Regions from separate parts of the Mus musculus genome. Here all the other regions are linked to region 3. The links are chromatin loops, found by intact Hi-C in ENCODE. Cell type or tissue: heart. All regions are shown on one strand.

Region 1 (8,000 bases), 840 kb before region 3:
ACGTTTAATTACGGAGCTCCGGACCCACATGCATCCCACACAGGAGATAACGGATGTCGGCCACGAGGCTTGAAAGCTAGGGGTTTTTATGGGGTAAGGGGCTTAGGGGTGTGGAATTCAGCATAGCGACACACTATTGGCTTATTCAAACATTAACAGAAAGGGCATCAGGACTTTGTTCCTGTGGGCTGGGGGCTTATCTTTGTTCACATAGCAACCAGTTGATGTATGACTTTACCTGGTGTCAAGGGGCAATAGACAGAGGGGAGGTTCCGGCCAGATGGTGTTGACTTAGATAATATAGCCCTGCTGGTCCTTGCATATCTTTTTATCTTTACAGTCAAGATGTTCTTAGGAATGCCTTAACAACAGCCCTGCCCTGGCATGCCTGGGGGCTGTTTTGCTTTGTTCTCAGTCTCAGGCTGGGGCAGTGGGCTCCTAAACAATTCACAAGTTACAATATTTCATCTTCCTTCATTATTCCCTTCCCAGTCCACTCTCTGACCAGTCCACCCCTGACTGCTCCACATCCCATACCTCCTCCCTTCCCCTGTATCCATGAAGATGTCCCCACCCCACCCCCTACTTGTAACTTTATATATGAATTGTTACCCACTGCGTTTTAACTCCTAACTCACAAAATTATGTCTCCTCCTTCTCCTCCTCCTCTTCCTCCTCCTTCTTCGTTTTTCGAGACAGGGTTTCTCTGTGTAGCCCTGGCTGTCCTGGAACTCACTCTGTAGACCAGGCTGGCCTTGAACTCAGAAATCTGCCTGCCTCTGCCTCCCAAGTACTGGGATCAAAGGCATGTGCCACCACTGCCCGGACATACATTTTCATTTCTAAATATCTCCATTGCTGCCTCTCATACCTCCAGCCCACATTCCCTCTGATTCTGGACTTCTCTTTCCTTGTGCCTATTTCATTTCATAATTTAAATACTGATACCCTTTGTTTTAAAATCTATGAATCAGCCAGGTGGCGACGGCGCATGCCTTTAATCCCAGCACTTGTGAGGCAGAGACAGGTGAATTTCTGAGTTCGAGGCCAGCCTGGTCTACAGAGTGAGTTCCAGGACAGCCAGGGTTACACAGAGAAACCCTGTCTCAAAAAAAAAAAAAATCTATGGGGCTGGTGAGATGGCTCAGTGGGTAAGAGCACCCGACTGCTCTTCCGAAGGTCCAGAGTTCAAATCCCAGCAACCACATGGTGGCTCACAACCATCCGTAAGGAGATCTGACTCCCTCTTCTGGAGTGTCTGAAGACAGCTACAATGTACTTACATATAATAAATAAATAAATCTTTAAAAAAATCTATGAATCATATCTCTCCAACCAACATCTCTCAATGCCATGCCTGACACACAGGGCACAAACCAGTGGCTATGTCTCTGAGCAAAACAAACATTAGGAATAGACATGGGGCACAAGGCTTCCTACTGCCCTTGTGCCTTTATTCCTTTATTTAAAGAAGACCTAAAGGATTATAATATATCAACTCACATACATCATACATTACTCATATATCAACGGACATAGGGGATGTCAGAACCATGTTGGATCTTTTCTCAGCAGCTCTAAAAGCAAGGGAACTACAGGCCTTACCAGAATGCTTAGGTTTAACACACAGTCACACTGTAAGATACAAAAATCAACGTAAATACAAATTAGTAGCTTTCATATATGCCAGTGACAGACTTATAGACAAATGAATGAAAAGTAAATCCCATTCTCAGTAGTTAAAAAAAAAAAAAAACAACAACAACCGAACAAACCACAAACGACAAAATAAAACACTATCTGGAAATAAACCTCGTGAAAGACCTCTCCAAGGAAGCTTCAACCCCCACTCCCCCTCCCCCCCACAAGGGCCCACATGCTTAAAATTAAAGAAGCTATCAGATGATGGAAAGACCTTCCATTTTCTTGCATTGACAGAATTAATATTGTGAAAAGATTATATTGCCGAATATGATCTCTCTCTGACTCTGTCTCTGAATTCCCACCCCCGTACCCCCAAGGTCTCACTTTGTACCCTAGCCTGGAATTTTCTTATATAAACCAGGCTGCCCTTGAACTCACAGAAATCTCCTCTTTCTGCTTCCCGAGTGCTGGGATGAAAGGGCAAACAGTGTTCTTCAAAGAAGAAACACAAATGGCCGGGACAGAGTGGAGGGAGGGAGGGAGAGAGGAGAGAGTTCGAGATAGGGTAACTGGAATGAACTATATATGTGAATAAAACTGTTAAAGAATACGTTCAATAAAAATTATAATAAAGAGAATTAAAAGTTGTAGAAATCGCAAAACACTTCAGCTTATCACTTACTATTATTAGATACTAAATTGGGAAAATTAGGTGGTATTTGAATCCTAAATTACTGATTATGATAATAGTAATGATTTTTTTAAAAAAAAAACCTAGTTCTGATGTTATGGCCATTTTTCAGATGATAATAAAAATGAAAAATATATGCTGAATAATTTATAAGAACAGAACAAGTGTTTTAAGGGATACTAAAAAGAACCCTTATTGCTACAAAGTAGTATAAACTTGTGGCATATTCATACCTTGAAAATATGCAGATCAGAAACATTGATATGCAAATATTATGTTTTGAAAAATAATGAGTACAAGTAAATGCTATTTTAATTTAACCTTATAAAGCTAGTCCGTTCTAAGAGGGGGTTATTATGCTTGAATAACAGTGCATAGTCTATATAATCAATTAAATATAATCTTATACAACAGAAATCTTTAAAAAATCAATCTTATAATGAGGATGGATGTGAAACTATAATGGCATTGTGATGTGATTATTTTCTTAAAATAAATTCCTATCTATATTAAGAAATGTTAAACATCCTTAGTCATCACGGAAACGCAAGTTTAAACCATTTTGAGGTTCAATGCATCCCAGTCAGAACAACTATTGTTGAGCAAACAAATGACAAGAAATGCTGGAGAGGGTGTGAGGGAAGAGGGGCTTTTAATCACAGTTGGGCGGACTATAAACCAAGTCCAGCCATGATGGAAACCAGCACGAAGCATCTTCAAAAAATAAATTCATAGAACTATATGATCTATCTATACCACTCCTGGAACCCCAGAGACAGTTGTGTATTTATATTTATTGCTGCTCTATTCACAATGACAGGGAAATGGAATCTGCTTGGATGCTCACCAATAGGAAGACAGAATTGAAAACGTGGCTTCTATCTGGAATTTTACTCAGCTGTGAAGGAAAACAATCACGAAATTTGGAGAACAATGAATGAATTTGGGAAAATATTTCTTTCTATATAGTACCATTGAATTATTAGAAACTATTATTTCGAGTGTGGGATGACAGACTCACATCCTCTTTCATATGTGGACCCTAATTTTCAATGTGGGAATAGGCTACAGAACTAGGTATGAGGACAGGGGAGTCAGAGTGTCAAGAAAGGGGTTGGCGACACCGTGACATGAGAGCGGACAGACAGAAGGCTAGTGTGGTAGGCATGAGGTAGGGGCGGAGAAGGCGAGGCCAGGGTCAGAGGAACAACAAAAACAAATTTTGTTTGAAAAAATCCCACAACGGAACTATTTGTGTAATAATAAAAATTAAAAAAGAAATACCAGGCCTCTTAAAAATGAAAGTTTAGAAAGATAATTAGCAACGAAAAGAACGTGAATACTATTTCCTGATATAGCAATTCATAATTCAATGCTCTACAAGAGCATAATGGTTAAACAACAGCAACAGAATAGCAACAACAATAAAAGGAACAGCCAGGCGCCAGCTCGTGGTCATTTCAACATGCCAGACGATGGCAGCACAGTACCACGAGACAGTCTCAGCTTCCCAAGTCCCTGTGATTAGCGAGGAGACTGGAGTGTGAATCAGACCATTAATGACCCAAAGAAACATCTTTCTGGACGGAAATGCTTAGCCTTGTAGGGTTAAAGGAACCTGCACTCCTGTGTGTGTGTGACAGTTGTGACAGTTGTTGATAGAGTTGAATGTGCTTCCTTTTTGTGTTTCCACCTCAGTTTAGATCCATCCTCCGTCTGCCTGTCTGTCCTTCTGTCCCTTCCTTCCTTCCTCCTTTCCTTCCTTTAGGAAGGCTTCAGCCGATGACAATATGACCCCGCTGCCTTTGGATCAGCGAAAGTTTCTGATAGAACATTCCATGGTTTTGAAACCAGATGAATGGTATGCCCTTCCTACTCCCTTTTAGATAATTATATCTTTATTGAGCTCGTTGAATTTTTTTTTTGTTTCTGCCAGTCTCTCCTTCTCTTACTATGCTCAGTACGAATTTTAAAGGCTTACGGTCGCAGCGACGGTTTGAGAAAGAGGAGCATCACCTCTGACGTCACAGTAGCGTCATCATCAAGCGAGTAAGCCATTATCTCTGCACTGCTTCCCAACCCTGAGTCCTCTTTGGTTGCTTCCGCTTTCTAAAGTAGAACCGCACCGGTGGCTCTTTGCGAAGAAGTTCGCAGTGTATTTTACGGAGTGTTAGGCAGCTAGGTGGTGAACACTCTCCGTACTCCTCAGTCCCTTCGATGTGTGACTTCAGTCCACTAGCTTGAGTCCTTGGCAGGGTCCATGTTTCTTTGGAAGGATGATAAGATTGCATGTCTTAATGGTCTAGATGAAAATGTTAGTCCAAAAGAGCATGCAAGCAGATAATAATAATGGAAAAAGCATTATAAGTTTTCCTGGCCAATAGTAATTTTTATATGTGTGTTAATTATATTACCCATTGATATATAAATGCGCAAAGAATCTCATTTCTTTTTCATGGATGAAATACAGATAAAATGGAAATGGAGAAATTCCAGTAGGATTTTATCTTAACTCCTCTCAGATGACTGTCTGGGGATTTGGAGCATAAACAGGAAGAAGTAGGCTAGTATTCGTCCATGAGTGGACTTTTCCAAAACTATGGTACATTCCCCTTTTATATGGGTAGTTTGGTTGTGGCTTGGCATCAGATTTCTGATCAAAGTAGCCTATTCTAGGAGGTTAGTGGTATTAAGATTAAGATTTTTTAAAATGATTTTTTTTGGTTTATTTATTTATTTCGTGTATATGAGTACACTGTCACTATCTTTAGACACACCAGAAGAAGGCATTGGATCCCCACTACAGATGGTTGTGAGCCACCATGTGGTTGCTGGGAATTGAACTCAGGACCTCTGAAAGAGCAGTCAGTGCTCTCAACCGCTGAACCATCTCTCCAGCTCTTAAGATGCCATTGTAATAAAACAGAAAAGTTATTGATCTTCTTCTCCCTGAGAAGGTGGAGGCCCCGACCCCAGGTATCTCCCCACCCTGGTACATCAAGTCTCTGCAGGGCTCCACACATCTTTTCCCACTGAGGCCAGGCAACGCAGCCCAGTTAGGAGAATGTATCCCACAGATAGGCAACAGCTTTGGGGATCGCCTCACTTCAGCTGTTCAGGGCCCACATGAAGACCAAGCTGCACATCTGCTACATAAGCGTGGCAGGGCCTAGGTCCAGCCTGTGTATGCTCTTTGGTTGGTGGTTCAGGTTAGTCGACTCTGTTGATCTCCCTGTGGAGTTCCTGTACAGTTCGGGGTCCTCAACTTTCCCCCTTTCCTTTTAAAAAGGCAATTAGGATGTAAAACTTAAAATTGAATTGTTGCAATAATTTCCAACCCCAATAAGCCCCCCCCCCCTTTTTTTTAAAGGTGGCTCAGCAGTTAAGAACATTGACTGCTCTCCCAGAGATCCTGAGTTCAATTCCTAGCAACCACATGGTGGCTCACAACCATCTCTAATGATATCCGGTGCCCTCTTCTGGTGTGTCTAATGACAGCAACAGTGTTCTCATATAATTAAATAAATCTTAACCCCCCCCCCCCAAAAAACAGCACACACACAATCCAGTTGTTATATTTATAAGCTGTGTGCCTAGATTGGGCAGATCTAGCGCTTTACTCACTTATTTGCCAGTTCTGAGACCCTTTGCTACTTGCAGTTTCTCATCTTCCCTTCCTCCTCCTCTTCTGTCCTCTCTCCTCCAGTCTAACACTATTAATACTTCATAGTTTACATCAGTGTTATAAATATGTTCAGTGTAAGAAAAGCCCCCCATTTTAAAAAGATTTATTTATTTATTTTATGGATATGAGTACACTGTATCTGTACAGATGGTTGTGAGCCACCATGTGGTTGCTGGGATTTGAACTCAGGACCTTCGGAAGAGCAGTCAGTGCTCTTACCAGCTGAGCCATCTCACCAGCCCCGAAAAGCCCCTTTTTAATGGACAAAAAAGGGAGGGGGTAATATAGCAGCTTGTGCTCTTATGCTAATTATGCTACTCAAAAACCTGTTCGCGTACATAGGACTAAAGGAAGTCGGCCCGTTAATAAAGTTATCAGCAGCCAATGGCTGTGCAGGGAAACAGAAGCGGGACTTTTAGGATTTTTCCAGGAGCAGGAAGAGAGGATTCTGCCATAGTGAGGGCATAGGAGGCAGACCGTGCTGGAAAGGTGCAGCAGGGTGAGCCAGCTGACATGTAGGTGCAGGGAGAAAGTAGCCCCAGGAGGGCTGCCCGCAGGGTCCAGGGCAGCAAAGATAAACTAGAGGTTTAGTAAATACTAACTCAGGAATATCGGAGGGGTGTGTGTGTTAGCCACGGGGAGTTAGGGAGTGGCCCAACCATTGAGTGGTTTAAGGTATTTAAAATATAAGGCTATGTATGTGTGTCTTTCTCTTGGGAATCCAGAACATTGGGGCAATAGTGAGAAGTGTATTACACCCACCGGGAAGTATAGAGTGGATTGACTATCTATGGCTACATTGGATGGCATGCAAAGGGACTATTTTAGCCGGTGTCTCTGTCTTCAGATAGTCACCACAGAAAGAAAAGCATCACCAGTCCCATATAGTCTGCTCTTTTCAAAGACCTACATATGTGCACACAACCATACCACAGGACAACTTCCCAAAGTATGACAGTTATTATGTTTTCAGTAGAGGGCTTATTAAATTTGGCTTTAGCAAATATTGACTGTCAGGAACCATCCAGGAGAGATTAAGGCTAGCCAGTGACTTTCCTTGAGGTAGCCCCTATTTTTGCATGGCCTCTGATGGGTGAGCTCTGAGAGGCAAGGTCCCAAGAGACTTCATCTTAGGATGGCTTCTTGCAGCTGATATGCCTTTTCCTATCACTATTACATAGCCTAATGATTCCTGAGCATCAGCCCACCCTATTGGGCAGATTTCAGGCAAATCAACATAAACGATGAACTTTCATGAATTAATGCTGTTTAGATGAATTAATGATATATATATTTTTTCTTTTCGAGACAGGGTTTCTCTGTGTAGCCCCAACTGTCCTGGAACTCACTCTGTAGACCAGGCTGGCCTTGAACTCAGAAATCCACCTGCCTCTGCCTCCCAAATTCTGGGATTAAAGGTGTGTGTCACCACTGCTCAACTTGAATTAATGATTTTAAAGAATTCCTGATTTGATTCAAATAATTCTAGGAAGAAACTTTTGAGAGATAATTTTTGTTATTTTGGAGAAAGGTATAATAAATTTAGAACCAAGAATAGAATATGCCCACTCCTCATAGAAAATAGTAAATAAAGGCTGAATAATAAGGAGTATAATACATTTTCACAATTACACTAAAAAGAGAAATAGGCTTGGACAAATGTGATCAAGGAAAAACATTCACTCGGACCCAAGGATGAAGACCCAAGTGTGCACTATGATAAAGCAAAGTCGTGTGAAAACTGTTGCTTTGAGCTTAAAGAATGAAACACTGCTTTGAAGTTAGTATCAACTTCTTTTGTAACTTCCTCTTTGTGTAACATTTTATCTATGGGGTAATTTTCTAGAGTACTTTTGTCTAAGAAGTTATTTTAAAAAAAGCCAGAGGGAAGGAAGGAATAATTGTGACATCTGGGCTCAGCCCCATCCACTGAATGTCTATATGTTTATGTCTCTTGGTCTATACATACGTGTGTAGGTA
Region 2 (8,000 bases), 640 kb before region 3:
AAAAGTCTCATCATGCAACAAGGACTTCATGGAAATAAAAGCTTTCTGTACTTCTTCAGGTACGCCAAATGTCTCCATCACCCTAAGATGAGAATGTAAAATGTGTAGAGAAGACTATCAACAGATTTCCAACCTTTGATTTTTGTTCATGCCCTCAGTACCTCTTTTACATGTTTGCTCCCTATCTGCCGCACATATCTGTCTGAGGGTCTATGCTGTGCCAAGCCTCTGATGCCACAATATTCCCCTCATTTCCATGAATTTGGTTCACACTTAGCTAACTGACTGGCTTTTCAAGTATGCAGACCCTAACCTAAAAGAGCTCAGTGGTCATCTTGTTCTTTTGTGCCTCCAACTAGATAATCATGGGAATCATGTGGCCAGTTATGCTTCTATACACACACCTCTAACACATACCTTCTTTTTACAAGACATAACACACAGTAAATAGTTACAAAGATTGGATAAATAATGTTTACAGTCACATCAAAGTTTGTACAGAAGAAATTTAAATTCAAGTAATTCTATATTCTTGTTTTATTTCAATACAAGACATGTGTTGTCCTCTTAAAAGTGGAAATGCACTGTGTACTCACAGACTTACTTAAGTATATTTTTTAATATATGGGAGATTTAATTTACTAATAGAAGAACCAATTTTATGGCTATTTTCCATGTCTTTATTATATCAATGTAATCCTACTTAATCACAAATAATTTCTTTTTGGGACATTAGGGATTAAACAAAACGTGTTCTTCCACTGAATTATACTTCCAGCCTCCACTTTCAAAAACCTATGTTTCTACTATATGTCAACAGAGAATTACAGCTGGGTATAAAACTCCCTCTCAACTATTAGCTGCTGTTTTCATCTTCTTTGGTTAATGAGGGTTGAGATGTGAACACTACTGGAGGCGAACAAGCCACCTTGCCTCATTTACCCATTTTTACCTTATTTCCATGATTCTTGTAATGTGTTTTGGGGGTCTAGTTGTGGTTACACATCTTCTACTTCCCCCCTCTCAGGGTGTGTAGACACTAGTCTGGAAGGATGAAGCTGAGTTCAAAACAGGTGGGGTCTGCAGGATCCTGGTCTGGCTAGGAGTGAGTGTCAGGGGGGTTGGGGAGAGAGAAGGCCTTCTCTGAGGATCTTGGTGTTACAGCTCTTTTAGATAAAGGCCTTTTCTGACAGTCTTCAATGAAAGAGCTCTCTAAGATGATCTTAGCTTGTGTTTATTCCTTTATTTAAGGTGAGGTTGTACACATACACTTTATTTGGGGTTAATCAAGGGTTATATAGTTTTAGGAAAGGGGGTAGGAGTATATAGGGTGGACAAAGGTCATTGGCTGAAGGCTAAGGGTATGAGGTGAGATGCCTCATTAGCATGGGGAGGCATTTCAGGAATCTCAGATGCTTGCTGATTCGGTTCTTAGTTTCTTATCTTATTGAGGAGAAAGGAAGCTTAACCTGTAATTTCACCAGGCCTGCATGACATTCCACAGGTAGAGGGTATGGGGGTTTTGAGTTCCCCAGACAAGGTCAGAGAAGGAGAAACCCTACTGATAAAGGGAGTCCCCATTTTATGCCGAGCTCAGAAGGCTTTCCAGACAGTGCTAGACTGAAGTGTCTTAATTACCAAGGCCTGACAACTCTAGTAGAAAATGTTGACATCTCAGAGAACTCTAAGATTCAAGACAATAAAATGACTGAACTTAAACCCCATTTCTAGGTACCAGCAAATATCTCTGGTCACCCAAACTGGGAACATAAGATGGCACACATTTAGAGATCTTCAACTTCCATGGAAAGAACCTCTTGGTGTTTTGTCATATGTATTAGAATGTTTGATCAAAAATCTTCCAAAGAGGATGCATCCTGTTCTGTAACAGTATCTTCAGGAGGCAGGAACAGGTTTCCCTTTTCTGTGTGCTGGACAGGAAGTACCATTTGATCCCCATGGGTTAGCAGAAGGGGGATGCTGGCAACCACACTGCTATAGTAGGTGTAGAAGATGCTCTAACTCCTCAGCCATGGGAAATAAAAGCACAGGCATTTGATGTCTTGGCTTATTGAGATCATATCACTTATTTCTGATGTTTACCTGTGAGTCAAGAATAATTTTGCAAAACATTGTTAAATCTGGATTCTCATGACTCTTTCCCGGAAATCCCTTACCTGTCCCTTGAGTGGGTGTGTTACATTTTAGTGAGGGGCTGTACAGTTTGGGGTAATTCGGTTGGATGTTCCCCTGGTTCACAGTCTTAGTAGCAGCAATATGTAAAACAACACAAATCTCAGGTGCCCCAATGGCTGTCTCCCTGCCCTGCCCCCATCTTCTCTTGCTTATTTGGAATTAGAATGGCACACAAAAGACAGATCTTTAAAGTGTATTTAAGTGACGTTTATTCTTTAATAGGAATTATAGTTTTGTCTTCTCAGTTATCTTCAGAATAATCCTGTGGGGGTAGATTGCTTTTCTTTTCTTTTTTTTCTCCTCCTCCTCTTCCTCCTCTTCTTCTCCTCCTCCACTTCCTCTTCCTTCCTCTTCTTCCTCCTATTTCTCCTTCTCCCCCATCCCCTCCCCCTTCTTCTTCTGCTTCTTCTTATATCTGGAAACTGAAGCCAACATAATTAATCCAGGAGGCCAGCTCTACAGTTTTAAGCAGAACTCTGAGTTCCAAAGTCCCTGTAACTTCTATACTTCATCTTAAGATGAAATAACTTTTAAAAATATTTTTTAATGGGCCCAAGATATGGCTTAAGAGATCAGTGCATTTTCTGTCAAGACTGACAGCCTGAGTTCCACCCCCTGGACCCACACCATGGAAGGATAGAATGAACACTCTTGCAAGGCCCCCTATCATCTCTGCATGTGTGCATTACCCTGGGACTTATCTATGGAGCTCAGCCAGAATTAAATAGGGAATTTTCCAAAACCATAGTTCGTCCTGAAGTCCTCTTTATGAATTATGGTTCATCTTCCCTGAATTTTCCTGTTCTTCTGTCTACCTTTCTTGTTAGTTGGGCTGCAGGAAGCTTTGGAGCGAGGAATAGAAGAAAACAGGGATCAACCTGCACTAACAACTTTCTCTAAACTGGTGGAATATGAAATGACAGCCACTTAGAGAACTTAGTAAAATGCAGAACCTCACAGGGTGACAGTTAATATTTGCACCAAAGTCAGTTCAGGAAGAGAAGGAAACAGCTTACATGGGCTCTTGGCAGTTAACTCAAACATTTACCATACTTCTTTCTGACAGCAGAGGGCGCTACGCAGCACAGGATGGAGAAAGAAGAGAACAGGCTTAGATTTGTGCACAGTAGGTCAGACCCTAGCAACTCTAGTTCAAGTTAGTTTATTACTCTTACATAAAGCAATATCACATGGCTCATCTTTTAAAATTCTCAAATAGTGAATAGCACTTAAAATATGAAGCCAAAAATGCTTAAGGCTTGATATACTTAAATATGCAGCCATTTGTTTGTTCTTAGTAATACATTTTATCCCCTGTGGTAGGAACCATTGACAAGGAGGGAGGGAGAAAAGGAGGGAGGGAGAGAAGAAGTGAGGAAGGGAGAGGAGGAGGGAGGGAGATAGAAACAGAGAGGTGGGAGGGAAAGAGGGTGGGAAGGAGGAAAGAAGAGAGGGAGAGAGAGAAGGAGGGAGGGAGGGAGGAAAGAAGGAAGGGGGAGAGAGAGAGGTAAGGAGAGAAAGAGGGAGGGAAGGAGGGAGGGAGGAAGATAGAGAGAGGGAGGGAGAGAAGGAGGAAGGGAGGGAAAGAAAGAGTCAGTCTCTAAGAATTTGTTTTTATGGTCTACTGAGCTGCACAGCCTTCTATGCCTCAGTCTAGTCCCAAAATGCATTCCGTGGATAGGACGAGGAAAAGAAAGTGCCTGTGGTAAACTCTGGTGTCTGGGGTGCGGTCATGGGAGCCTGTAACCCCAGATGGCTAAGGCAGAAGAGTTGCTGTGAGTTTGAAGCCAGCCTGGGCTACATAATGAAACCTCATCACAAAAAGAGAATTAAAGAGAGAAAGAAAGGTAAAAAGGGGAGGAGGAGTGTGGAAGAGAAGAAGGGAGGGAAGGAAGGAGGGTTGGGAGGAAGGGAAGGGAAGGCAGTTCAGTCATGATTTTAGACAGTTTTAGAACTGCCTATTCCTCGACAGTTCTGTTAAGTTTCTCAGGGCAGAAGAACTCTGAGACCCAGTGCTGAGATTCGGTTCAGCCATTTCCAGGTCCGCTCCTGGGCTTATTTTATGTGATTTTTGCTCCATTTCCACAGTGTGTAATTTAATGATGGAGCTCAAAGCTTCGCGATCCCTACATCCTCTGATTGAGTGTTACAGTAGCTGGGTTCCTGCCTCCTTTGCGCACAAGCTCCCCCCCTCCTCCCACCATCTCAGCTCAGCTTCCCTCCAGTGATCCAAACAGCCTTCAGTCTGAAGGTTGGCTAGGCTATGCTGCTCATGCTTTTAAACCTGCTTCTCAGCCAAATACTGAGGCCCAAGGATCAGACAACCCCAGGAGGTGGGTACATAGCAGAAAGCTTGCTTTCTCTCACAAAGATGCACGGGGCACCTGTTATTCCAGATGTGATCCTAGGCTTTCAGCACGCAGTAGGGAACAAAATGGAAGAGGAGAGAATGCAGTTTTCTGAGGGAGCCGACATCCTCAGGGAGGGACAGATATGAAGACATGCAAATATCTGTCGAGTGGGACTGAACGCGCTACATAAAAAGGGAGCAAAGAAAGGAGAGGTGGGAAGCAGGTGCTAAGGGTGAAGATCTCACCCAGAAGGTGACGTGTTGTTAGCAAAGATGGAAAGGAGTTAGCTTGGATTCTCTATGCGGTATAAAAAGCTTCGGGGAGAAGCTTGAGCAAGGACTGTGGGTGGAGCTTGTGCCATGGGAGGAGCTTGTAGAAGGACTGTGGGTGGAGCTTGTGCCATGGGAGGAGCTTGTAGAAGGACTGTGGGTGGAGCTTGCACCGTGGGAGGAGCTTGTGCAAGGACTGTGGGTGGAGCTTGCGCCATGGGAGGAGCTTGTGCAAGGACTGTGGGTAGAGCTTGCGCCTTGGGTGTGAGGACTAGGAAGCTGCCTGTGTGTCTGAAGCAAGTTGAGAGGACGATAAGTGAATGATCTGAGGACTCAGAAGGTTCTTTTGGTGTCCCTGAGTGTATTAGTGTATGTGTGCTTGTGCATGTGTTGTGTGTACCTATGTGTTAGTTGTGTGTTAGATGTGTGTGTATATGTGTGTTAGATGTATGTATGCGTTAGGTATGTGTGTGTGTGTTAGTTGTATGTATGTGTGTGTATGTGTGTGTGTGTTACATGAATGTATGTGTGTGTGTTAGTGTATTAGGTGTGTGTTTTGGGTGTATATGTGCGTGTTCGGTGTGTGTATGTTAGATGTGTGTGTTAGGTGTATGTTTGTATATGTTACATGCGTGTATGTGTGTGTCTGTGTATTAGGTGTGTGTGTATGTTTGTGTGTGTATGTTAGGCGTATGTTTATGTTAGATGTGTGTGTGTTATGTGTGTGTATGTTTGTATGTGTTATGCGCAGGTATGTGTGTGTGCCTGGGTGTTAGGTGTGTTTGTGTATGTGTGTGTGTGTTTTCTGAACACTGGCTGTGCTACTTTTACATGCTGGACCGCATCAACTTGAGGGCTCACAATGCACGAGAGGGGCTATCTTGGCAAAGGGGGCGTGGTCTCAGAGAACCACACGGTCCAAGGCAGCAGGAGCTTAAAGAACATCTCCCCATACTTTAGCTGAGCAGGAAGCAGATTGGAACCAGTGCTGGACCTACCTCCATCCCTAGGCCCCACAACCTCAGAAAACAGTGCTAGCAGCCCAGCTGGAACCCGGTGTTCATAGGGATTAGACCTAACCCATAATGCCAGGGGAAGCTTGCTTTCTCCGACCACTGAACCCTTCTGCCAGTTTACCTTCTCTGCAAATGGAGGGACTGAAATACACCACCACATTGCTGTATTAGCTAGGATCAGCCCTAGTTCTGTGTTGTGAACTGGGAATCAGTGTAGCATGTCAAGTACCCCGAGTTAGACCTTGGGCTTCAACAGAGCTTTATAAACAGAAAGCTTTAGGTAGTTACCGAGCATTAGTATTGCTTTGTGATTATTATAAAGCCAATAAGTACCAACCATTGTTAGCAGGGGTGGCAACAAATATCCCATCACATAAACCCTACAGGGATTTTTTTTTTTTTTTTCAGCAAGAACTCTGTGTATGTGTGTGTGTGTGGGGGGGGGGGGTAGGGGTAGGAGTTGAGGAGGGGTGGTGTGTGCAACAGCTCTCAGGCCCCAATGCCTGACAATACTGTAGCCATTACACAGGACTCGGTCACTTTCCTTAATAGGAAAGGTTCACATGCTCTGCCTGGCTGAGGAATGCTTTGAGTGTCTTTCTCCTACTTCCTGATCCCAAACTTGTCCCTTCCCAGCCACCATTCCCCCTACATTTCAAGTTGAGACCAACTCGAGGTTCCCAGGCTGGGAGGGAAACACAAGGGCCCTTTCTAAGTTCTCTGCCAATTTTTATTTCTTCCAATAATACAAACCCTGTTTTTTTTGTTTTTTGTTTTTTGTTTTTTTAAATCGGCCAAATAAATAGAACCAAAAAAGGCAGTCACATCCAAAAGAGAGATTTATGAGATTGGTGCTTGAAGGGGCCCCTCCTCCTCTGTGCACGTGGCCATCCCTGCTCCCCAGTTGGGCCCTGAGGTCTCTAGGCCTTGCATTTCTGAGCCAGTTATAGCTCAGTCCCGCCCACAAGCCACTCCTCCCTTTTCTGACCTCCTTCCTCCAGGCTGGAGTTTACAAGGTGCCACCCTGCCTGGCTTTACTAAATGCAGCCCTTCAAGGTGTCTCTGCCCACGGGAAGCTCTATGAACAGACTTGTGGCATTTATTAGCAGGAGAGGGAAGGAGTTTGGCTCATCAGAGAGCAGCTGGAGACAGGGCTTTTCAAAGGCATCCACTGACCTCTGGCTAGGCTGCTGGGTGCCTGCAGTTGCAGACTCAGAGGACTTCTTGGATCAAGATTTCTCTCTTCTCTCCTCCTCCTCCTCTCCCTCCTCCTCCTCATTCATTCTCTCTCTCTCTCTCTCTCTCTCTCTCTCTCTCTCTCTCTCTCCTCCCTATCCCCTCTTTGCAGCAGTGTCCTGACCTTGCAAGGACCCCCATCCCTCCCACCCCCCACCCCCCAATCCATCTCCCTACATTGTGTCTGTCTGGTGAACTCAAGCTGGGAGATTAATTGCTGCTATCACCCCTAATCCATCACACTTCCCAAAGATTGTTTTGACATCTAGTTAATTTTTGGCTGATGATTTATCAAATTCTTATTACCGAGCTCTGAAGGGGCTCATTTATTGTGTTGATTCATGGTAATGATAAAGGGGAAGCCGTTTGAATTTTAACTACATTTCCCTCGTGCTTCTTTACCCGGTGTAAAAAAGAATTAAAGGGGAAAGGGGAGAGGGGGGCAGAGGAGACACAGCCAGGAAAGTCTTAAACAATTCAGAATGTGAATTCCGAGGGTGAGGGAACCAGGAGAGGGGGAGAAAAATCCCACACACACACATGCGCACACATATGAAGTGTTTTTAGCATCTGGGTCTGAACTGCTTTTGGAGAGCTCAGACCCCTTAGGCTCTTAAACATTTATTGCTCTGTAATATTACCTAAATGTCTACTAGCGTTTTATTCAAATAGAACTTAATGGTAAATGACTTTAGTCATACCCCAGTCAGTAGAAATGTAAAGTGAGTGTCTTCGCCGTGCCAGATGGCCGCTCCACCTTTGAAAAGTGCAATTAGACTTTTGTTGGCCACACTGGTCACTCCCCAGAACTTTTCAGTTTCTCATTTACCACTCAACTCTCAAGAGTAAGCCAGGTGGTGGGAAGGATCCCAGAGCCAGTGTCCATCCTGCTTTTAGGATATTAGAGAAAAGGCTCTCCTTCTGGGCGGGGT
Region 3 (8,000 bases):
TGGAAGATGTTGTGAGTGTTCCATTAAAGAAGGTTCCTCGCTTCACCGTCACCGTCACCATCACCGTGTGTAAGTCACTTGCTTTTGCACCAAAACAGCGTGCTCGCCAGAGAAGATGATGACGCACTGGCCAATGGGAGAACTGAAACAGCAGAAAGGAGCAGCTTGCCTCGAGGCTCACCATCATCCCTTTCTAGGAGACCTTTGTTCACTAGAAAGAGAGAGAGAGAAAAAAATCAGTTGCTGTGCAGAGGTTTTTCAGCTGTCCACAGAGAGGAGAGCCAAGGAACAGCAGAAGTTCCAAAAGAAAACAGCTGAAATGGAAGCGCAGAATATGCAGTGTTTGTGGGAAGACCGGCAATGGGAGAAGAACTGAAAGTGGAGGAGCTAGCTGTGCTATGGAAAGAACTAAAGCACAAAGCAAGTCTGTGCACCATGTGTGTGCAGTGCCTGTGGTAGCCAGCAGAGGGCATCAAAGCTCCTGAAGCTGGAATTACAGATGTTGGTGACCTGCCCTAGGGGTGCTGGGAATCAAACCAGGGTCCTCTGTAAGAGCAGCTAGCGCTACTAGTTGATGTTTTTAAATCGGTCAAACCACCTTTCTTCAGAAATCATATCTTACTGGGGAAATGAGTAATTTGAGAGGAAGGTTCAGGAACTTTCCAAAGCAAGTCTGTCCTCAAAGGAAAGAGTTAGGTAACTTTTTCTGTCAGAATATCCTTCCATATTTCATTAACTTCTTCTCCAGACACCATCCAATCGGAAATGTTCTATCTCCAATCAGAGTATCTTTTTTCAAACCAAGTGAGCTTTCTAAACATCAAGTACATTTTTCCTTCCATAAAATGTAGCTCACATAAAATCTTTTTCAGGATTAGAGAGATGGCTCAGTGGTTAAGAGCATTGACTGCTCTTCCAGAGGTCCTGAGTCCAATTCCCAGCAACCACATGGTGGCTCACAATCATCTGCAATGGAGTCTGATGCCCTTTTCTGGTGTGTCTGAAGAGAGCAATGGTGTACATAAAATAAATAAATAAATCTTAAAAGAAGAAGGAAAAGAAGGAGGAGGAGGAGGAAGAGGAAGAGGAAGAAGAAGAAGAAGAAGAAGAAGAAGAGGAGAAAAGAAAAGAAAGAAATTTTTTAAAAATATTTTTTTTCAGACCAGGGGGCAAGGGCTTGGTGGGGGACTTGCTATATAAACCTGACAACCTGAGTTTGACCCCCTGAACCTATGGTGGAAAGAGAGGGAATGGGGAACCTCTGGCCATTTGTCACCCCATCGCAAGTATTTTGTCAAGATCTTTCAAGATGTTTGATTGGAACATGGCAAGTTCAGGCCAGCAGTTTTTTTTGGTTGTCAAGGGGATATTAGGGCCAGATCAACATCTAACTTGAGGTCCAATTGTGTGGAAAAAAAATTTTTTTAAGCAAGCCAAGACTGCCTTTGGGAACAGAGGCACTATTGCCCATGTTCGTTGGTCTAAAAATGGGCCAAGGCCAGTTTCCTGCTCTGGAATGGCCTCCAGAGACCCAAGTTTCACTGGAATTAAATTCCCAAGCGTTTCCAGAGAGAAGAATAAAAGACTCCTGAAGCTGAGTCAAATTCCCAGGACACTGCTACAAACAAACAGACCCTTTACCCACATCACATGCCTGTCGAGCAGAGAAATGGCTGAAGTTGGGTGTAGCTCCAGAAATAAATAGCAAAGACTAGCCTCTCATGTACTGGAGGTCTCATTAGAGAGTAAGAGCAAGAAAGCTTACCAGTTCGGCAAATGAGGACTCCAGACTAAAACCTCCGTTCCCCTCACATATCAATGAGGCTGTTAGGAACTGTGGCTCCTAGACTGGGTGACGTCTCCAGTAAGGGACCTGACCTGCTTGCTGTTTCACCTTAGTGATCACTAAGGACAGAGTGGTGCTTGGGAGGGAAAGAAAGGTGAGAGACTGGAGTTTGGGGATAGGAGAGAGGTGAAGAAAGGGCTCTGGTACCAACATGTAAGAATATGTAAGAGTTGTTTGTAAGGAGAAACAAACACTGAGACTCCAGATGACCTCAAACAGCTGTGGGAGGCTTTATTTATTGTCGGAGAGGTAGATTGTCTAGTTTGGACCACACTCTGACCAGGGCACAGGACCCAGTCACTCAGGAACCAGAGTCCAGGAGAAGGCAGGTCACATGCTTCAAGCCTCAGGTTTTGTAGCTAAGAATCGGGAAGTGGGAGGGGGATCTTTAGGGGCAGAATGGGGAGTTTGCTGGGTCCCTTAGACAAGCTGTTTTGAAACTACTTGGTCTGTTGTCTTCTTCTGCAGCCACTGGGTGTCTGGGATTGGGGGCAGCTGCTTTTCTTCTGCTGTCACCAAACATCTGGCTTCCCGGAACTTTGAATTCAGTTTCAGTGCCTTGGCTTTTGGGAGAAGACAAAGGGGTTCCTTTACTCTTCTTTTCCTGAGTCCTAAAATCGTCGGACATTGACCACTGGCCATCTACTGTACGGAAAAGCCTTTTCATGTACTAAAAGCAGGAGTTAAAGTGGGCACTTCCTGGCCTGCAAACAAAATGACTGCAGTGGCCGGTTTAGAAATTTCCTGCTAAAGAAGCAGATTGGGGATAGAGGACAGCCATAAAGCCCTTAGTTCCAGCCCCAGGACAAAACGGAGAAAAGGCCCAGTATGAATGTCCAAAGGTAACGCTATGGCAGGGTGAGGTCATGTGAGGGCTTTAGGCTAGGAAAAACGTTTTCTTCCTGGTCTGCTATACCCCCCCGGGGGGGGGGGGGTGCAGATGACAGACAAAAGCTCACCATGGCATGTGTTAAGCAAGACAGGAAGCCCGAACTATTAAGGAAATGCTAAGTTTTCAACAACTGCTGTTGACCTCAGCACTCACAGATTTCAGAATCCGTTCATTAAAAATCGGAACAATAATTCCTTGTTAATTACTTTATGTTGCTGTGGGGACCTCAAGGCCAAACAAAGCTCTCAGAAAAGTATAAAGGGCAACTCAGAGTAGGACTGTTGACTGGCGACGTCATAATCTGCACCTTTGAAAGTTTCCTTCGGCTAATGCAGCAGGAAAAGAAGCGAGCAGAAGGACAAGAACGCTGCATCGCATTGATCCCGGCTCCGGAAGAAGAAAAGAAATCCAGCTCGGACTTGAAGCGAAGGAGAATCTCTAGCAACCTCCGAAGCCAGCGCCTCGGAAGGTGATACCAGAGCCTTGGTGTCCGGAGCCCGCTCTGCCAGCCCTGGGCATCCTAAAACCCGCAAGCCTAGGTGCGCAGCCAGTGTGCCAGCTCGCGAGCGTCCCCTGGCGCCACCGCCGAACACTGCGGCTCGCAGCGCGAGGGGGCGGAGCGGCCGGACGAGCACAGGGGTGTGGTGTGGGCGGGGTCTTCTTTTTATTTATTTATTTTTTTTATTTTTTGCGCGCGCGCGGACTGATGGCGTCATCGAAGCGACTGGCCCGGAAGGAAGTAGGGTGCTGAGGGGTGTGGCGGTTTCTACGGTTGCACGGGGGTTCGGCTGTGTACGGAGCGCCTGGAGGGACAGCCTGGTACGCGGCCGCCGCCCCTCCGTGCACGCTCGGCATCGCTGAGGCTCGGGGGGTGGGCGCGGCTGGAGCTGACGTCCTGAGCCCCCTCAGCTCGCCCACCCGGGAGTCCAGTCCCCTGCCCACGGGTCCGAGCGGAAGCTCTCGGCCGTGTCTGCCTCGCGGAGGAGGGCGGGGAAAGGGCAAGAGGTGGCTTTGGGGTGGTAGTGAGGACATTTGCAGAGAGGACACTCCTGCTGCTCGGTAGCTGAAGGCCGCTACGGTAAAAAATAAGTAAATTAGTCAGACCTGAGAGGTGGACTCCGTGCCCTGTGCCCGGTGTGCACGTCCGTCACTGTAGTGTTTTCCAGATCCTTCAGGGTTCAGGAAATGAGTGTCTACATGTAACTCTGTGGCATCTGGGACCCTGGACATTTGGGGACATCCCACCCCACCCCACCCCACCCTCACTTCGGAGTAGTCCAGAGTCTCCAGCCTGAGACATTTCCAGTTTCCTATAACCATGGGGCTTGCGGGGGCAAAGGATATGGGAGAATGTGTTACAGTTTTACATAGAGATCTGTCCCGTTTAAGTCCAAAGGAACAACAGAGAAGGTGGAGGACAGATCAGAGAGAGAATCCTACGTCGGAACTCAGTTGCTTGCTCTTCTCTCTCTCCCTCCCTCCCTCTCTCTCTTCCCCCCCTCAGGGTCCTAAGGGAATGACTGGTGGTTTCCTTCGAAATGGCAGGCAATTAGAAGTAGGAGGCTCTGACCAGAAATACATAGCCACAGCTGCCTGTCATTTGACATCCTCTGTAATTTGGGCCAGCACCCTGCAGCTGCCTCTCTTCCTTACAAGTATAAATGGCTCTGTTGACAACATGTTAACGTGAAGGGGAGAGAAGGCTGTGTTTTGAACCTTGCCCAAATGGCACCAAATCTCTCTTAGGTATAGCTGTTTCTGGAGCTAATGCCCCCTTGCTTCAATGGGAATTATACTTCCACAGTTAAGGAACGGAATGTTGACTGAGAACAAGGACACAGTGAGTTGTAGATCTGGCAAGTAGTGTGTGTGTGTTACAGCAGGCTGCCCCAGAATCACTTTACGTGAGCTTCAGCTTGGTGGCTCTCCTGTACGTCAGGCTACACATTGTCCCATATCTTCTCTCTAGGATACAGGTTCACTGATGGCTCAGTTGGGAGCTGTTGTGGCCGTGGCTTCCAGTTTCTTTTGTGCATCTCTCTTCTCAGCTGTGCACAAGATAGAAGAGGGACATATTGGAGTATATTACAGGTAAGGCAGAGACAGATGGCTCCCTCACCGCTTATAAGGTGCACGCGTGTCTTTATTTAAGTCTATAAACTTAAAACTGCCTTTAGTATTTTAAGGTGCTGCTGATATGAATTTGTGGGTTTAAAAGCAAAATCTGAAGGAACCATTGCTCTTCCAAGATCATCTCTTGACATAGTTTTCTCTTTCATCACCTGAAGAATCTTGTCTCCACCCTGCAAGGCTGCTTCTCCAAAAGTTGGCACAGTCCCAGTGCTTGATGGCAACTTGAGAAGTGTACTCTGCTAACTTGAGAGACTGTTTTAAAGTGAATGTTTCAAAAAAAATGTAAAGGCTCTAAGGATGATTTGTATCAGGGCAGCTTTCGGGGAATGACTCCTAAATGATCTCGAATTACTTTCTTTCCAGTGGCTTTTGTGACCAAGGTTTTCATTGTAGGTTTTAGAAGGGGAATTTGCGTGACTAATTGTTTGGTTTGTGGTGCTGAGGATCAGAGTCACAGGCTAATGCATGCTGGGTAATTGCCCTACCACTAAATATACCCCCAGCCCTTGCTGTAAGCCTATATGACACCACCACCACCCCCTCTGAGACAGGGTCTCGCTATGTAGCTCTGGCTTGCCTGGAATGCTCTACGTAGACCAGACTGACTTGAACTCAGATCTTCCTGCCTCTGCTTCCGAGGTGTTAGGATTAAAGGGGTGTGCCAATATGTTCATCTTGACCCCTCCTCATATATGAGCCCTGTAATACTTATTTGTGGACTGCCAGTAGCAAGCTCTAAATGATCATTAAATGAGAGTTGTAGCTCTGTGGAAAAGCTTCTGACTAACATACTCAAGACCTGGAGTTTAAGAACATACATTAAAAAAAGAAATGGAAACTTTTATTGAGTTTCCTGTCTTTGGTAATTTATCTCCACCATTCTGCTTTCGTGTCCCCCAAAAGCTTTGAATTTTGTCAGTCATGTACAACTTGATTAGGACTATATGTCAAATATATATATTATATATATATTATGTGTATTGAAATGACTTTAAAATTATTCTTGAACCAGTATAGTGGCTCAGCACCAGTAATTCCCCACTTGGGTTAGGGCTAAGGCAAGAAGATTACTATGAGTTTTAGGTCAGCCTGGGCTACATAGCAGGTGCTGGGCAAACCAGGGCTATGTAGCAAGATCCGTCTCAGAAACGGTGAGATATCGTATGCCAGGCCCCAGAGGATTCTGGAGCTTGGTGAGAGAAAGCAGATCCTTCTCCCTTAGTTAAATCCCACTTGCCTCTTCTATCACGGAGTCTTCTCACTTCCTGCTAAAGTTACGTAAGGAGCGAGCAAGGTGTAGCTCATCATGGCAAATACTAGAATGTGTGATGCCCTGGTGCCCTGAGCACTGCCCCCAAAACTATTCTTTTAATTGTCTATGTCACTGGACTCCAACAGTAATGCTGCTCGTTGAAACTGGGTGGAGCGCTCTGGTGGTCACCACAGGCACAGCCGCCCTGGCAGACTTCTCTCTGGACCCATGTGTAGCCAGGGATTCTGCTGCCTTTGGTTTCCTTAGGCTCCATCCTTCCTTCTCTGGTGGAAAAGGTCTGACTAATGGTCTGACTTTTCCATCAGGCTTCCTAGAGTGTTGAGATGGAAGAAAGGGAGAAGGAGTAACCGTGTCACTCTACATTAAATTTCTATAGGAATACAGAGATGGGTGGCCTTAAGTCTTGATCTAAGGTAGTGGTTCACAACCTTCCTAATGCTGGGACCCTTTAATAGAGACACCCATGTTGTGGTGACCCCATCCACACAGTTATGCTCATTGCTGCTTTATATCTGTAATCTTGCTACTGTTGTGAACTGTAATGTAAATGTCTGTGTCTTAAGTGACCCTTGTGAAAGAGTTATTTGACCCCAAAGGGATTGGGACCCACGGGTTGAAGCACTGATCTAAGGACCCTCTCTTGGGATACTGAATCTGCTCTCTCCTCCTCTATAGAGGTGGTGCCCTGCTGACCTCCACCAGTGGCCCGGGTTTCCATCTCATGCTCCCGTTCATCACATCCTATAAGTCTGTACAGGTATTTGTGGCTCGTGTGGGATGGCTGGATCATTTCAAATTTGGGTTGTTGACTAATACACAATTTGAAGTTATTTAGAGGTTAGATGAATACCTTTTCATTGACAGACTTAAGGATTCTCTCTCACACACAATTTGAAGTTATTTAGAGGTTAGATGAATACCTTTTCATTGACAGACTTAAGGATTCTCTCTCTCTCACACAATTTGAAGTTATTTAGAGGTTAGATGAATACCTTTTCATTGACAGACTTAAGGATTCTCTCTCTCTTCCCACCCCCCCCCCCACACACACAGTCAGAGGCTCTTCTGTAATGTCACTTGATCACTGAAATAGCTGAATGAAGCCAGTGACTGGCTTTGGCCTATCAGCCCCAAGTAGAGATTATTTCCTCACTTTTGGGGAAGAGCTAAAGAAGAATTTTTTTTTTAATGAATGTTTAGAAGAAAAGTCAAGTATGTGTGCATATTATATCATAGGTTAAACATGACAGTTGGAAATAAAACATGGAATTTTGCTTGTACTTATTTGAAATTCAAAACTATAAATATAATTTCATGGGGAGGAAAGTATATCCAACCAAGACAGGGCCAGAGCGATAGCTGAGTGGTTAAGAATACTGGCTACTGCTAAAGGGGAGGAACAATATGAACTAACCAGAATCACCCTGAGCTCGTGTCTCTAGCTGCATATGTAGCAGAGGATGGCCTAGTCAGCCATCAGTGGGAAGAGAGGCCCTTGGTATTGCAAACTTTATATGCCTCAGTACAGGGGAATGCCAGGGCCAGGAAGTGGGAGTGGGTGGGTTGGGGAGCAGGGCTGGGGGAGGGTATAGGGGGCTTTGGGGATAGCATTTGAAATGTAAATGAAGAAAATATCTATTAAAAAATGCTTTTAAAAAACAAAAAAAGAATACTGGCTACTCTTCCAGAGGAGCCTGGTTCAATTCCCAGTACCCACAAGGCAGCTCACAGCTCACAAATGTCTGTAACTCCTGTTCCAGCTGATCTTATTCTCTTACTCATGCAGACAAAACAGCAGTGTAAATAAAAATAAATTATATATTTAAAAAAGTATATCCAACTAAGAAAACTCAGAC
Region 4 (8,000 bases), 680 kb before region 3:
TGGTGGCTCACTGTCAGGCCAAAGGGTTATGGTGAAACTCATAAACCAAGGACGGGAGGGCAATGGGTAGATTACATCACAACTGCCATTTTGTGGGACTGCTTTCCCCAAATCCCATATGCTCTCAATATAAGGGGCCACTAGGGCTCATTCATATGCCCGTTTCTACTCTTCTTGCACTCATTGGTTGGCTTACATTCTCTAGCCCTACACATTTAGATGAATGATGGGTGGAGGTGACATGGGCTAGCGGAAATAGCCCCTCAGCCTTCTCATGCATTTGTTTCCCATCCCAGCATCTGGGTTCTTGGAGCCCACACAAATGGAGTCTGAGGTAGATTAACTGGGCATGGAAAGGCTTCGTAGAGCGCAGTCAATCCTCAGGCTATGACTATTATGCTGGACCAGTAACATTCTGTAATTATGCATTACAAGAGTTTCAACCAAATTCAATGAAATTCAATCAGGTTTCCATTTGAATTCAAATTTGAGTTTACTTTAATATTCAGTATGGGTCAGGATTTTCCCTTTTATTCCTTTACTTCTATCAAATCCCCCCCAGCATTATTTGTTGAAGAGACTGCCCGCCCCCACCAACTTTGTTGATGTGTGGATTTACTTCTGAGTTATCTCTTAATGTACCAATGGTTTAAAATAGCTGTTTTTTTTTCCCTTTCTGTACTTTTTTTTTTTTTTTTGGTAGAATGGTAATGTGATGTTTCTAGCTTTGATCATCTTTCTTAAGATTGGCTATTTGGGCTCCTTCATGATTCTGTAGGAACTGTACATATTTTAAAAATATTCCTGTTTTGTAAAGTCATTAGTATTCTGATAGGTTTTACAGAAGTCTGCAGATCACCGTGGGTAATGTGTACATTAATAATATAAACTTGCATAACCCACGTGGTTGGAGTGTCTTTCCTTTTCTTTTTAAAAATTTTCTTCATTAATGTTTTAATGTCTCAATCTATAAGTCTTTTACTTCTTTCACAAGCTGTGCTGGTTAGACTTTTTTTTTTTTTTTTTTTTTTTTTTTGTCAATTTGACACAAAATGGGATCATCTGGGAAGAGGGACTCAAAACTGAGAAAATGTCTGTATCAGATTGGCCTGTAGCAAGTCTGTTAGCCAAATAAACCCTTTCCTCCCCAAGTTGGTTTTGGTCAGTATTTACCGCAGAAATTGAAAGCAAATTGAGACAGTAAGCTAATCCTTAGTAGTTTATTCATTTTTAAAATGTAAGTGGGGTTCTTTTCTTTTTTCTTCTCTCTCTCTCTTTATTATTTATTTACTTATTAGTTTAATTAGGCTTTAATAATTTTTTAGGGGTAAATAGTTTCATACTATTCATGTTCCCCCAACATAATATTTTCATTATTTATTTGGGAAATGTAAAACCTACACATGGATGGTAGAAAACTTCCCATGTATGACAATGGGGAAAGCATGTGATATGGAGGCTCCTCAGAAACTCACATCTACAGCTACTGTATGTCCCACTAGTGAGGACCTATGCCATGCAGGTGACAAGGACACTGAGGCAGAGAGCTAGGCTGCCATGCTCGCTGCAGTGCTGGTCACAATAACCACTGAAGGGATGACCTAAACACCTTTTGTCAATGAAGGGGAAATGTGTATTATTACTAAGGACACACAATGGAGTAGTATTTTAAGAGGAGGAAAGCCTATGGTTGACAGCATCAGAGATGAACCTGGAAGAGAATATGATAAGAAAACTAATGAAGAAAGAAACTCAAGACACAAAGTGAAACACTTCCTGGTCACGCTTCCTTGTGCAAGCTAAAACAGCCAAGCTAATTAGGATGCACAAATCAGGATGGCATCTGCCAGAGAGTAGAAGAGGGGCGCGGGATTAGATGGTGCTGACTGAAGGATACAAATCTCAGTTATAAGTCTCAAGAACTTCACGTTCAGCGTGTGATTCTAGCTAACTAGGTTGTGTAGTGTACTGGTATCGAACAGGAGAAGGCTGTTTAACACACACACACACACACACACACACACACACACACACACACACACAGTGTCTTGGTTTGTTTTCTATTTCTGGGATAAAACACTATGACAAAAAGACAGTTGGAGAGGAAAGGGTTCCTTTGGCTTACAGACCCTGATTGGTCACAGTCTGTCATTGAGGGAAGTCAGGGCAAGAGCTGAAGCAGGGCAGGAATCCGGAGGCAGGAACTGAAGCAGAGGCCGTGGAGGAGAGTTGCTGGCTGGATGGCTGATCTTGATGCCCTCAGCTTGCTTTCTTATTGCACCCAGGAGCTCCTGCACAGGGATGGCCCGCTCACAATGGGGTGGGCTCTTCCATATCAATTAGAGATCACGAAATGCCCCCACAGACTTGTCTACAGGCCAATCTGACGGAAGCATTCTCTCAGTTGAGGTTCTGGGTTCTAGCCCAACAGATCTTACTTAACCTGGGGTAGCAACCCCTTTTGGGGTCGAACTACTACCCTTTCAAAGAGATCACCTAAGACCACTGGAAAACATATATATTTACACTGATAGATCATAACAGTAGCAAAATCACAGATATGAAAAAGTAACAAAAATGATTTTATGGTGGGTTGAGAGCCACTGGTCTAGCCTTTGAGTCAGGGCCTCAAGTTGTCCAGGTTGGCCTCAAACTTGGTCTGGCAGCAAGGACAGCCTTTACTCTGATCCTCAGGCCTCTGTTTTCCTGGTGCTCAGGGGGTAGGTGCACATTTTCACTGCAAGCAAGGTTTGTTAATTCACTTGAATGCGCCACTCATTTCCTAATGAGCATCAAAACATAAGCGGTACGCTTTCAATACATACACTCTCCTTTAAGAGCGTAGCTACATTCTAATAAACAAAGGGACATAAGTATGCAAGCCGTAGCGTTAGCCCGACAAATACCTTTGCTGACTAAGCAACCACGCTGCTCCATGGTAGGCATTACCTAGGTCTAGTGAGGTATAATTTACGGCCGTATTACATGCAGGATGGATATTAAGCACGAGTTGCTCAGAGTATTCAGGGCATATGTACGTCTGTGTGTGCACGTGTGTGTTCACATGTGTATGTGCAGGTGTGCAGACACTACGGCAGCATGGGGTCAGAGGACAACCTTGGATGTTGCTCCTTTTTCCCCCACCCTGTTTGAAGCAGGGTATCTTGTGTCTTTTCATCACACACGCCAGGCTCGTTGCTGTGACTTTCTGGGGGACCTTCTCATTTCACTGAGGTATGCCGGAGTCACAGGTGCACTGTACCACATTTGGCTATGTCTGGGTTCTAGGGATCTGAACTCTGGTCCTTACATTTGTCTGGCAAATGCTTTATCCACTGAGTTATTTCCCAGTCCTGTTTTTTTTTTTTTTTTTTTTTTTTTGTTGTTGTTGTTGTTGTTCTATCAACTTAATACAAGCCACAGCCATCTGGGAAGAGGACTCTCCCTCTGTTGAGAATGCTTCCATTAAAATGCCCATAGGTTAGTCTGTAAAATCTATAACGCATTTTCTTTAGTGATAATTGGTGTGGGAGGGCCCACTGGGGACACCGCCAGTGTCCTGGGTTGTATAGGAGCAGACTGAGCAAGCGATGTGAGCATCACTCCTCCATGCGCTCTGCTCCAGTAGAGCCCTAACTCCAGGCTCCTGCTTGAGTTTTTGCCTTGACTTCCCTTCATAATGGAAATATAAGACGACATAAACCCTTTCCTCCCCAAGTTGCTTTTGGTCATGGTGTTTCATCACAGCAGTGAAAACCTAAATGGAACACACTTCTTCCCTGTCTCTCTGTTTTTATGTGACAAGTGATTTTGTTTCTTAACTGAATTGTGCTTGATTGGCAGTGATTCTGTGCATGAGGGACAATACAGCTACAATGTCTAAGTAGCTCACAGCCCTGACTAGTCTCCTATATTTCTCAGAACCTGTTCATGAGTGGGAGAGGACTAGAAAGCAATTATATTTAATATATATAATATATAATATTATATAATATATAATGTACATAATATATAGAATATTATATATACATATATATATGTGTGTGTATGTCTGTGTATATGTGTATATATACATATATATATTCCTTTGTGAATAATAACTGGATGGAGTCCACTAGTGATGCCCGCATTCGCGTGGATATGTGGTCATCCACTGAACAAAACATGGACTCCCAAGGCAGAGAGTTCCTAGACTGAAGCCAACTCCAAGATAAAAGGTGAGACTTGTTTATGAAATGGATGAAAATAAGCAATAAGGTGGAGGGAAACAAAGTTTGGATTTCAGGCCATCATTTTTATACGGGGCAGGACTTAGGAAGCTGAGGTCCAGGGAGGGACCAGGGAGCAGAAACAGAAGAGTGGTAGGAACAATCCGTGAATGAGGCAGCTGTAGCTCTACACGACGGCCAGCAGGGGGAGCTGCAGCCCATTCTTCACCTCACACTGCCCAGGTGAGTAGCTCAGAGTCCCCAATCTATTTACTGCTGAAAGACTTGGTTAAGCCACTTAACCTTTCTGTTCAGTGGAGGTGACAAAGTGGAAGTGAGGGTTAAATGAGATACTATGGGGACCATGCATTTATATAATAAGGCAGCTCCGCGAAATGAGAAGGGACTGTACCAGACATTCAAAATGAGACCCCCAGCCTACTAGAAGACGGTGCCAAGGGGTAGCGCACCATATAACAAGGGAGGCTGTTGCAGTTATTGACCATTTTAGATCTTGGTTTTGTGGAACACTAGGTGCCTCATTTCTTCATGTTCAGAGAGAGGTCATATATAGGAAGTCCAGAACCCGGAGTTCTGTGCCTTTAATTTGCAGGGAATCCTTGCATTGAGGTGTGTTCCTCCTTTCTTTGACTGTTCTTGGCAGAAAGTAGCCACATAAGCTTGGGTTCAGGGTCTGAAGCCAAGGTTAGGAGGCTGACCAACACGCTACCTAGCTGTCCCTGAGGTTTGGGGACCTTTCGGCTCACACATGCTCAGAGACCACAGAGGGCTTGCACATCTGAAGAGATGAGGGGCAGGCTGACCACATCAAAGTGATCACCTATCTGGACATTTCTTAAGGCACAAGTCCCTCAGCCATCATGGTGGCTGTCTCTACCTGCCTAAACTTGGAAGAAGAATAAGATCTGGCCTGGACCACTGTCAAGGGCTGGAGGATCTCGAAGAAGTTTCCTTAAGGTGACTATCTACAGCCCCTTTGTGGGGGCCTGGGCCCTCATTATCATTTACTACATTTTCTCCTAAACACCCCAAGGACTTTTCTCTGGAATAAATGAAAGACTAAGTTACTTTAGAAATAATACTACTTTTCATTAAAACCTTTTCCTGACCCTTCCAGTCTTGATGACATATTTCCTGTTCCATGTGACTGGGTTCCAAACTAACAATTCTAATTTTCTACTATAAGAGGGGAAGTGTGTGGCATCCTTTGGTCCCTCTGTGAAAACCCTCCTTTCCATCAGTAGCCCAGGAAACCACCCTGTGACAGAGTGAAGTAAAACAGAAGCGGGAAGGTTGTTTCCAGCCTTTCCTAGAACCCTGGGGAAGGTGTCTCCTAAGAGAAGGTGATGGCTTTGATGCGATTATAAGGAAGAAATGTGGGCATGGAACAAGGAGTACAAGGGTAATGTGGCCCATTAGCCTGACTAAATAAGAGACATGCAGAATTTGTCTCAAGAGTGTACCAAGATGCTCAAAACAGAAACTAGAGTTGAAATGTTCCGGAGCAGGCACTATCCATCAGAACACCTGTCCGTATGTGGATGCTCTGGCTGTCCTTGAAAAAAATGTTCTCAGTTCTCTTTCATGCAGGAAACTTGGATGCCTTTGCTGATTATTTTAGTTTTATGGTGCTGTGGATTGAACTCAGGCCCTTGCATGTTCTAGGCAAGAGCCCACTTCCAGTCCAATATAGAAAACTCCTAGGATGTCTGATGCCAGTGTCTCACAGGATAGACTTGATTTACAGTGTGTGATAGAGAAAAAGGTCACTCCAACCTTCTAGAGCATTCCTGAGGATTAACATATTAAGGAGCCATACTATACAAGACAGTGGCTACTAGCCACATGACATTAAATGGCAGCCACAAAGTCAAATGGTCTAAAAGTAAGCAAAATAAATCTGCTGAAATGACAATGATCATATATAGAACCTAATAGCTTTGGGCCACTCTTTGATCATCCTGAAATGGTCTATGACAGCAGTTCTTAACCTGTGCGCCTTGAACTCTTGGTGGCAGGGAGTGTCAAATGACCCTTTCCCAGGGGTTGCATACTAGATATTAACATAACGACTCACAACAGTAGTAAAATTACACTTATGAAGTACCAAGGGAAAAATTCTATGGTCTGGGGGTCCCTACACCACGAGGAACTATATTAAGGGCTGCAGCATCAGGAAGGTGGTTAGGAACTAATCTGTAGGATGGAGGTACTCTGGAACTTCGGAACTCCTCAGTTCTTCCACTGACACCCCCCCTCCCCAGAGGACTAAGTCCACTTGTCTTACCCTCTTCCCAGAGCCATGAACCTCATGGCCAAGGTCAGCTACCCGAGCCTCCAGAACTCCTGAAGGAGCTGACAGCCACAGAGATGTGTGGTGGAGGCTCTCCACTCATCACCATCCTGGACAAGAGATTCCTGGCTTGCTTCACCTCACAGAGCTGGTGAGTGGCACAGTAGGGAATTTTTTTTTTCTTTTTTTTGAAACAAGTGTTTTTCTGTGTAGCCCTGGCTGTCCCGGAACTCACTCTATAGACCAGGCTGGCCTCGAACTCAGAAATCCGCTTGCCTTTGCCTGCCAAGTGCTGGGACTAAAGGCGTGCGCCACCACTGCCCGGCCATAGTAGGGATTTTAGACTGGCTTTGACTTGGCCAGCTTGAGCTTGCTCACTCTCTCAGCCCAATCATTCTACCATGGGGCGTGAAGTCTAGTCACAAGTTTCTTCCAGTAGGAAGTCTCCTGCAGAGTCCTCAGTCCTCCACAAGGCTACTCTATCAACCAGTCCCTCTCTTCCCCTGGCCAGGACATTCTGACCCCTCATTGCTACCACTAAAGCCAGCAGCAGCAAAGGGAATTCCAAAGACTCACTGTATAAAAAGTTCTTCCTTTCGTGGCGGAGGGTGGAAGGGCAGGGTCCTGTCTGGCTTCGTGAAGGGCTTTTCTGAGTGTCTGGTAAGGCTAGCTGCAGGGGCCTTTCAGAGTAAACCCGGCAATGAACCTTAGGTATGACCTCCCTCAGGACCACAGAGGAAGGGAGCTGCTTTCAAGGTGGGTCAGGAACCCAGGCAGCCTTTATATCCATGCATCCCAGAGAATGCCCACAGATTTGGGGTCACCTGGGGGTCTTTGGGCCACTCTCTTGCTCTATACCAGAAGTGTGTACAATCACTAGGCGGTCTCTCCTCTCTCCTCTCAATGTACCTGAGTGTGTACATTTACGTAAGGCTCCTGCAGTGAGCAGGGAAAAGATTAAGGTGAGGTAAGAAGATGTCTAAGCTGGGAGTGGAGGTACACACCATTGACCCCAGCCCTGAGGAGGGAGAGGCAGGGCATCCACTGGGAGGAGGTTCTTTCTTGCCTTCATGTGGGTTCTGGGGATATCCAAGTTATACTAGAATGTTTCTAAACACAACAGATATTTACATTCGAACTATTTGCCCATTTCACTGTCACGGAGCATCCCAAAGATGCAGGGAGATATTTAAGGGTTCAGTTTGGAGTATATTGACCCTAAATCAGTGGTTCTCAACCTTTTTAGTCCTGCAGCCCTCGAACACAGTTCCTCAGGTTGTGGTGACCCCTAACCGTAAAATGATTGTCTTTGCTACTTTGTAACTATGACTTTGCTACCATCATGAGTTATAATGTAAATATTTAGAAAGACAGGCTTGCCAAAGGGGTTGAAAGTTGCTGCCCTAGACTGATACATAAATAACTCTTACCATGATGGGCTCAGACCACTGGCTAATGCATGTGGGTATCAGCCAGTA

What was found. Peaks named below come from ENCODE experiments on the same cell type or tissue, not always from the same donor. Only the 100,000 strongest peaks of a DNase experiment are listed, where the experiment ranks them.
Region 1: a loop joins it to region 3, with 5 times the contacts of the local background. A loop is called at or near these places in 15 of 42 quality-filtered maps.
Region 2: a loop joins it to region 3, with 4 times the contacts of the local background. A loop is called at or near these places in 4 of 42 quality-filtered maps.
Region 4: a loop joins it to region 3, with 6 times the contacts of the local background. A loop is called at or near these places in 7 of 42 quality-filtered maps.

What each region holds. Positions count from the first base shown.
Region 1 is chr8:26,180,569-26,188,568 of GRCm38, forward strand. No RefSeq gene overlaps it. Among named protein-coding and RNA genes, the nearest start is that of Thap1, 26 kb to the left of the region's middle. In heart, a CTCF peak has its summit at 3,804 (motif pointing right); no DNase peak of the experiment used is centred here; H3K4me3 peaks cover 551 bases.
Region 2 is chr8:26,377,625-26,385,624 of GRCm38, forward strand. Gm31843 (a long non-coding RNA gene) reads left to right here and starts at 4,122. Exons shown (of 3, transcript XR_378836.2): 1 at 4,122-4,529. In heart, a CTCF peak has its summit at 3,261 (motif pointing right); DNase peaks (open chromatin) are centred at 3,277 and 6,787; H3K27ac peaks cover 390 bases.
Region 3 is chr8:27,020,350-27,028,349 of GRCm38, forward strand. It overlaps Erlin2 (ER lipid raft associated 2), which reads left to right and starts at 3,470. Exons shown (of 12, transcript NM_153592.3): 1 at 3,470-3,557; 2 at 4,708-4,829; 3 at 6,820-6,901. The coding sequence starts at 4,723. In heart, CTCF peaks have their summits at 465 (motif pointing right) and 3,310; DNase peaks (open chromatin) are centred at 2,222, 2,762 and 3,382; H3K4me3 peaks cover 2,136 bases; H3K27ac peaks cover 2,118 bases.
Region 4 is chr8:26,340,856-26,348,855 of GRCm38, forward strand. No RefSeq gene overlaps it. Among named protein-coding and RNA genes, the nearest start is that of Gm31784, 32 kb to the left of the region's middle. In heart, a CTCF peak has its summit at 4,405 (motif pointing right); no DNase peak of the experiment used is centred here.